Linked DNA regions of Mus musculus: region 2 is linked to region 1. Evidence: chromatin loops called from intact Hi-C (ENCODE). Cell type or tissue: heart. All regions are shown on one strand. Links, peaks and the distances in the headings refer to the core of each region. The heading gives the core; the rest is flanking DNA. Region 1 holds the start of Map3k15 (mitogen-activated protein kinase kinase kinase 15). Region 2 has its middle 32 kb from the start of Pdha1.

Region 1 (2,911 bases), core at 173-2,672:
GTTACATGAATGAGACAGGAGTGTAGAACAAGATGCTGATCACCTTTAGCCAACAGGGAATTGCAACTCGAAATCAGAATGAGTTCTAGTACCCACTAGGAGCTGTAATGAAGAAAGAGACAGTCACAAGTGTTGCTGGGGTTATAGAGGAAATGGAACACTTCTACACTTCCATGGGAATGCGAAATGATGCAACCACTTTGGAAAGCAGTGAATTTCTTCAAAGGTTAAACATATCCTTCATGCAACCCAGACATTCTCCTCTTAGCACTGAATACAAAGCAAATGAAAACCCATTTTCACACTTTGATTCCATCCAGTATAGGAAATGTACAGACAAGGCAAATAGAGAGCCAGGGCTGATGGTTTGCTAAGGGCTGGTTATTTCAGAGGACGGAATAAAAAGTGATTTCTAAAAGGTAGTGGGGGTGCAGGTGGGGTGGGTAGTGGAGTGTTCAGGCATTCTAAAAGTTGTCGTGATGGACACAGAACTGGGACTACACTAAAGATCCAGCCAGCCATTTTGTTCTAGGTGGTTTGTAAATTATACCTAGAAGCAGCTGTTAAAAAGACAACTCCACCACCACATGACAACTTGTAGTGCATTTTATTGTTTAAATATAATGTAATGCTGGAGACTAAAATGGTGAGCTGCAGAGATGCAGTGGAGACCTCTTTGGAGCCTTAGTATTTCAGAGGTCAGGTAGGCAGCGCACTTTTACGGGAGTGTATTTCCCAGGCAAACAAATGTTGGCTTGCCAGCACCCTCCCCATACCTTGTCAAGGTCACTACCAAAGTCAAGACAAATAAGGCTGCAAGACAGGGCTCAGGGAGGTTATGTCCTGGACAGTGGCGAGTGCCAAATGAGGCATTGCTCATCCTCCTGATGTAGAGTTAAAGCTGCATGTGCACTTAGTTTGGAACTGATTATCAATATCCAATTAGTGCCTTGAAAGTCTACTGTGGTTGAAAGCTTCAACTTGTTTGGTGGGCAGGCGTGGGGGCGGGGAAAAATGATGAAAGAAAAAAAAAGAGGGGGAGGAAAGATAGAGAAAGGGAGGGAGGAAGGAATGAAGGAAGGAAGGAAGAAAGGGAGGAAGTCAGGGAGGGAGGAAAGAAGGAAAGAACGAAGGAAGGAAAAAAGGAAGGAAGCCAAGGAAACGAGTTTGTAACAGTAGTTCAAAGGAAGAACGAGGGGAGGACCCAAGGAGAGCCAAATCGAGCTGAGCCCTGCAATCCTCGCCTCGGCCGGCGTCCGGGCTGGGGGCGCTGCGCGGGGGAGCCGGCAGGGGGCGCCCTTGGCGTTGCTGCCCCGAGGCTCTCGGCAGCGCCCCCTCCGCCCGTCCTGACGTCGGAGCCCCCGCCTCTTTCTCGCGGGCTTTCAAAGGGCGCTCGGGGCAAGCCGGCCCTGAGCTCCGCTCCGCCGGCCGCCGGAGAACCCGTGGTCACCTGCCCGCCCCGGCCTCTGCGCCCGCCCCCTGCTCCGGCTCCCTGCGGCCGCCGTCCGTCCTCCGGTCCGCCCGTCCGTCATCCGCCTGTGCAGCAGGTGTCTCGGGGAAGAGCACCTGGGCTTCGAAGCCGCCAGCCCCGCGGGCCAGTCACATGGAGGGCGGCGGCGGCAGCGGCGGCGGCGGCGGGCCAGTCCCTGCCGAGGCTCCGGAGGAAGCCGGCGAGCCGCCCCAGGGCAGGCTGCCCCCGGGGCCCGAGGGCGCGGCGGGGCTGGCGGAGCCCGAGAGCACGGGGGACGCGGCGGGCGGCGAGGCCGAGGGCGGGCGCGGGCCACGCCGGGCTCTGCGGGCTGTCTACGTGCGCAGCGAAAGTTCGCAGGGGGCAGCCGCCGGCGGCGGCCCCGAGGCCGGGGCGCTCAAGTGCCTGCTTCGGGCTTGCGAAGCCGAGGGCGCCCACCTCACCTCCGTCCCCTTCGGGGAGCTCGACTTCGGGGAGACGGCCGTGCTCGATGCCTTCTACGATGCAGGTGAGGGCTGGGGCCACCCTTGGCTTCCCATGGCCTTCTCACAAGCCCTGCCACCCCTCCACTCTCTCCCCCTGGCTCTCTCCTCCAGTTCCCCCTCCATCCTGCCATCGGTGATGCTCAGGACCAATCTCTTACCTCCTGGACAGTGTAGAACAAGGAAGGAGCCCTTGGACAGATAAAGAGTGACCATAGGCACTTAGACCCATTTCATCATTTATTTTTCTTTTAATAATAGCCAACAACCCAAGAAACACACTATCGCCTAAGATGGCGGTTCTCCCCCCACAGGGGTCTCCTATCAGATAGTTACTTTGTAATTCATAACAAGTAAAATTATAGTTATAAAGTAGCAACGAAATAACCTTCTGCTTGGGGGGTCACCACAACAAGAGAAACTGTATTAAACCATTAGGAAGGTTGAGCGCCACCAACAAGATGTTGAGTCCGTCCTCCAGTTTGTTTTCTTCTGACATATATCCCTAATGCAGGCTGGTTATTATAGTCATCTGGGATAGCTGTTAAAACTAATTAACTTAAGACAGATCACTCATCTAATCCCAGGAAACAGAGGTGGGAGGATTGCAAATTCAAGGCCAGCCTCTGGGACATATGGAGTTTGGGGCCAGCCTAGGCTACAAAGTGAGACTCTCCCTCAAACAAACAAACAAATCCTATCTATTTTAGACCAATGACACCCAACGTGAGGCCTTCAGAGTGTTTTAATTCTTACAGGGGAGTCCATCCTACAACCAGAGAGTGGCAAGTTACTGCCTGACAAGCATGGTGTTGTGTAATCTACGGCTATGTGATGTTTTAATCTCTTAATGTAAACCATTGCTAGATGCAGGCTCGCTGTGCTGAGTGTGACCTAACCATCCGGTTTTCAAGTTTCTTCCATTGCTTTTCTTACTTAACCTTTGGGGATAAATCTGTGG
Region 2 (2,911 bases), core at 161-2,660, 180 kb after region 1:
CAAACCCAGACACTATTGCGGATGCCAACAGGAGCTTGCTGACAGGAGCCTGAGATAGCTGTTTCCTGAGAGGCTCTGCAGTGCCTGACAAATACAGAAGTGGAGGCTCACAGCCATCCATTGGACAGAGTTTAGGGTCCCCAATGAAGGAGCTAGAGAAAGGACCCAAGGAGCTGAAGGGGTTTACAGCCCCATAGGAGGAACAACAATATGAACTAACCAGTACCCCCAGAGCTCCTGGTGACTAAATCACCAATCAAGGAAAACACATGGTGGGACTCATGGTCTAGCTGCATATGTAGCAGAAGATGGCCTTGTCAGTCATCAGTGGGAGGAGAGGCCCTTGGTCCTGTGGCGGTTCTATGCCCCAGTATAGGGGAATGCCAGGACCAGGAAGCGGGAGTGGGTGGGTTGGTGAGAAGGAAGAGGGGAAAGAGGATAAGGGGGTTTTCAGAGGGGAAACCAGGAAAGAGGATAACATTTGAAATGTAAATAAAAAATATCTAATTAGAGAGAGAGAGAGAGAGAGAGAAAGAAAGAGAGAGAGGATCTGGGAGGAATTGGAAGATGAGAAACTATGATCTAAATATATTGCATGAAAAAATTCTTCATTAAAAATGTGTGTGTATTATAGTGATATAAAAATGCATAAAATGACAAAACTATTGTATAAACATAAGCTTTGCTCATTTATACAGTATATATTTTTATACCTTTCTCTTCTCCTTTCCTTATTTTAAATATCTATGTTTTTGCTATATGTAAGTATTTAAAGCTTATGCAAGTATGAGGGCCAGTTTGATGGAAGGGCACTTGCTGTTAGCATTCTGTATAAACTCCACCCCACAGTTACCTGGCAACAGCCAGGTAGGCTTGACCCACTATAAAAGGGGCTGCTTGCCCCCTCCTCCCTCTCTTGTTCTCTTGTTTCTCTCTTGCTCTCTTGGGCTCTTCCCTTCCCCCCTCCCTTCACCCTCCCTCCATGTGGTCATGGTATGCTTGGCTTCTACTTCTTTACTCTCTCCTTCTCTCTGCCTTTCTCTGCCTCTCTACCCTCTTAATTCCCCTCCCCATGACCTGAATAAACTCTATTCTATACTATACCGTCTTGTGGCCGGTCCATCAGGGGGAACGGATGCCTTGGCATGGGCCAGCTGAGACATCCCCTTCCCCTATACCTCACTACACCCCCATAGAACATAACCCCTACCTCTTTATCTTTTCATAAACACATCACTTGCTACCAAAAATAGGGCCCTGAGTTTGGTCTCTGGGACCTGCATAGAGTGAGGAGAGAACTGACTCTTACAAGTTGTTCTCTGACCTCTACATGCTTGCCATTGGCACACATGCTCTCCATGAATAAATGAATATAAAATATATAAACTATACAAATGTGCCAGACTTAGGAGGTAGAGGCAGCAGGAACTGCCTGTTAACGGCCTTTTTGTCTCCATAGGGAGTTTTGAAGCCAGTTGGGCTAGAGATTCTGCTTCAAAACAAGCAAACAGGCTGGAGAGGTTAAGGACAATTGCTGCTCTTCTAAAAGACACGAGTTGAACTCCCATCATCTGCATGACAGCTTTCAAACAGCTAAAACTCCAGTTCCAGAGGATCTCATGACCTCTTCTGGCCTTGGTTGGTACTGCAGGCAAATAGTACAAAGGCTGGCAGGCAAAACACCCAAACACAAACTGAAAATAAAGTGGATCACAGGGCTCCCAATGGAGGAGCTAGAGAAAGTACCCAAGGAGCTAAAGGGATCTGCAACCCTATAGGTGGAACAACATTATGAACTAACCAGTACCCCGGAGCTCTTGACTCTAGCTGCATATGTATCAAAAGATAGCCTAGTCGGCCATCACTGGAAAGAGAGGCCCATTGAACATGCAAACTGTATATGCCCCAGTACAGGGGAACGCCAGGGCCAAAAAAAAAAAAAATGGGAATGTGTGGGTAGGGAAGTGGGGGGGAGGGTATGGGGGACTTTTGGGATAGCATTGGAAATGTAATTGAGGAAAATATGTAATAAAAAAAAGAAAACATCAATACCCCAAGCAAACAAATAAACCACACAATGTGAAATGAATTTTCTACCCAAAATTGTAGATTAAAATTCTTTTATAGTAGTGGTCAGGAAGTTTTCTTCTAATGTTTAGTATAGTCCGTGTCATGGGTGTTGGGCACATATGGCCTCTTTGTCACAGCTATTCATCACTATCACTGTAGAGCCCAAGCAGACATACATCATATGTCAATAGTTCCCTTGAGTGTTCACACCGCAGTAGTCATGGAAACTTCACTCCCAATTTGACTACTGCTGTGGGGCCACCCTGAAGGGACCCATGTAGGTGGATTCTTGATGGTGCTCTTGGTGTGAGACAGTAGCTACCATGTAAGTACAGAAGGGATAAAAGTCCAGAAGAGTTTTATTCAAAACAGTGTGTGCATACATTATCTTGATTTGACTCCTCTCCTCAGGTAACATAAGATATCTTGAATTTGTATCATAATGAAGAAGCACAACTAAGTGGACATCATAGAATGTATAGTGCAGGATAGAATAAATGTCAAATAGTTCTTCTGGGCAAAGGAATGGCGAGGGAGGTTTCAACTGTACAGAGGGTGGCTGCCAGCAAATCTTCAAGTAAACTCTCTTTACAACAATCTTGTCGATTGCAGTTCTCTGAAGCGCACTAATTCAGGGTTAGGTGTATACTTCAGTGGTAGAGTGCTCTCCTAGTTTGCATGATACCCTAGCTTTCATTCTCAGCAACACACACACACACACACACACACACACACACACAGAGAGAGAGAGAGAGAGAGAGACAGAGAGAGACAGAGAGAGAGACAGAGAGAGAGACAGAGAGAGAGACACACAGAGAGATTTAATTAATAAAGCAATAAT

Evidence for each region. Peaks named below come from ENCODE experiments on the same cell type or tissue, not always from the same donor. Only the 100,000 strongest peaks of a DNase experiment are listed, where the experiment ranks them.
Region 2: it touches region 1 in a loop (5-fold over the local background); 8 of 42 quality-filtered maps call a loop at or near these places.

Annotation. Positions count from the first base shown.
Region 1 is chrX:159,986,830-159,989,740 of GRCm38, forward strand. It overlaps Map3k15 (mitogen-activated protein kinase kinase kinase 15), which reads left to right and starts at 1,375. Exons shown (of 29, transcript NM_001163085.4): 1 at 1,375-1,976. The coding sequence starts at 1,604. In heart, for the core only: a CTCF peak has its summit at 1,263 (motif pointing right); a DNase peak (open chromatin) is centred at 1,292; H3K4me3 peaks cover 1,110 bases; H3K27ac peaks cover 627 bases; H3K27me3 peaks cover 473 bases.
Region 2 is chrX:160,168,721-160,171,631 of GRCm38, forward strand. No RefSeq gene overlaps it. Among named protein-coding and RNA genes, the nearest start is that of Pdha1, 32 kb to the left of the region's middle. In heart, for the core only: a CTCF peak has its summit at 1,625 (motif pointing left); no DNase peak of the experiment used is centred there.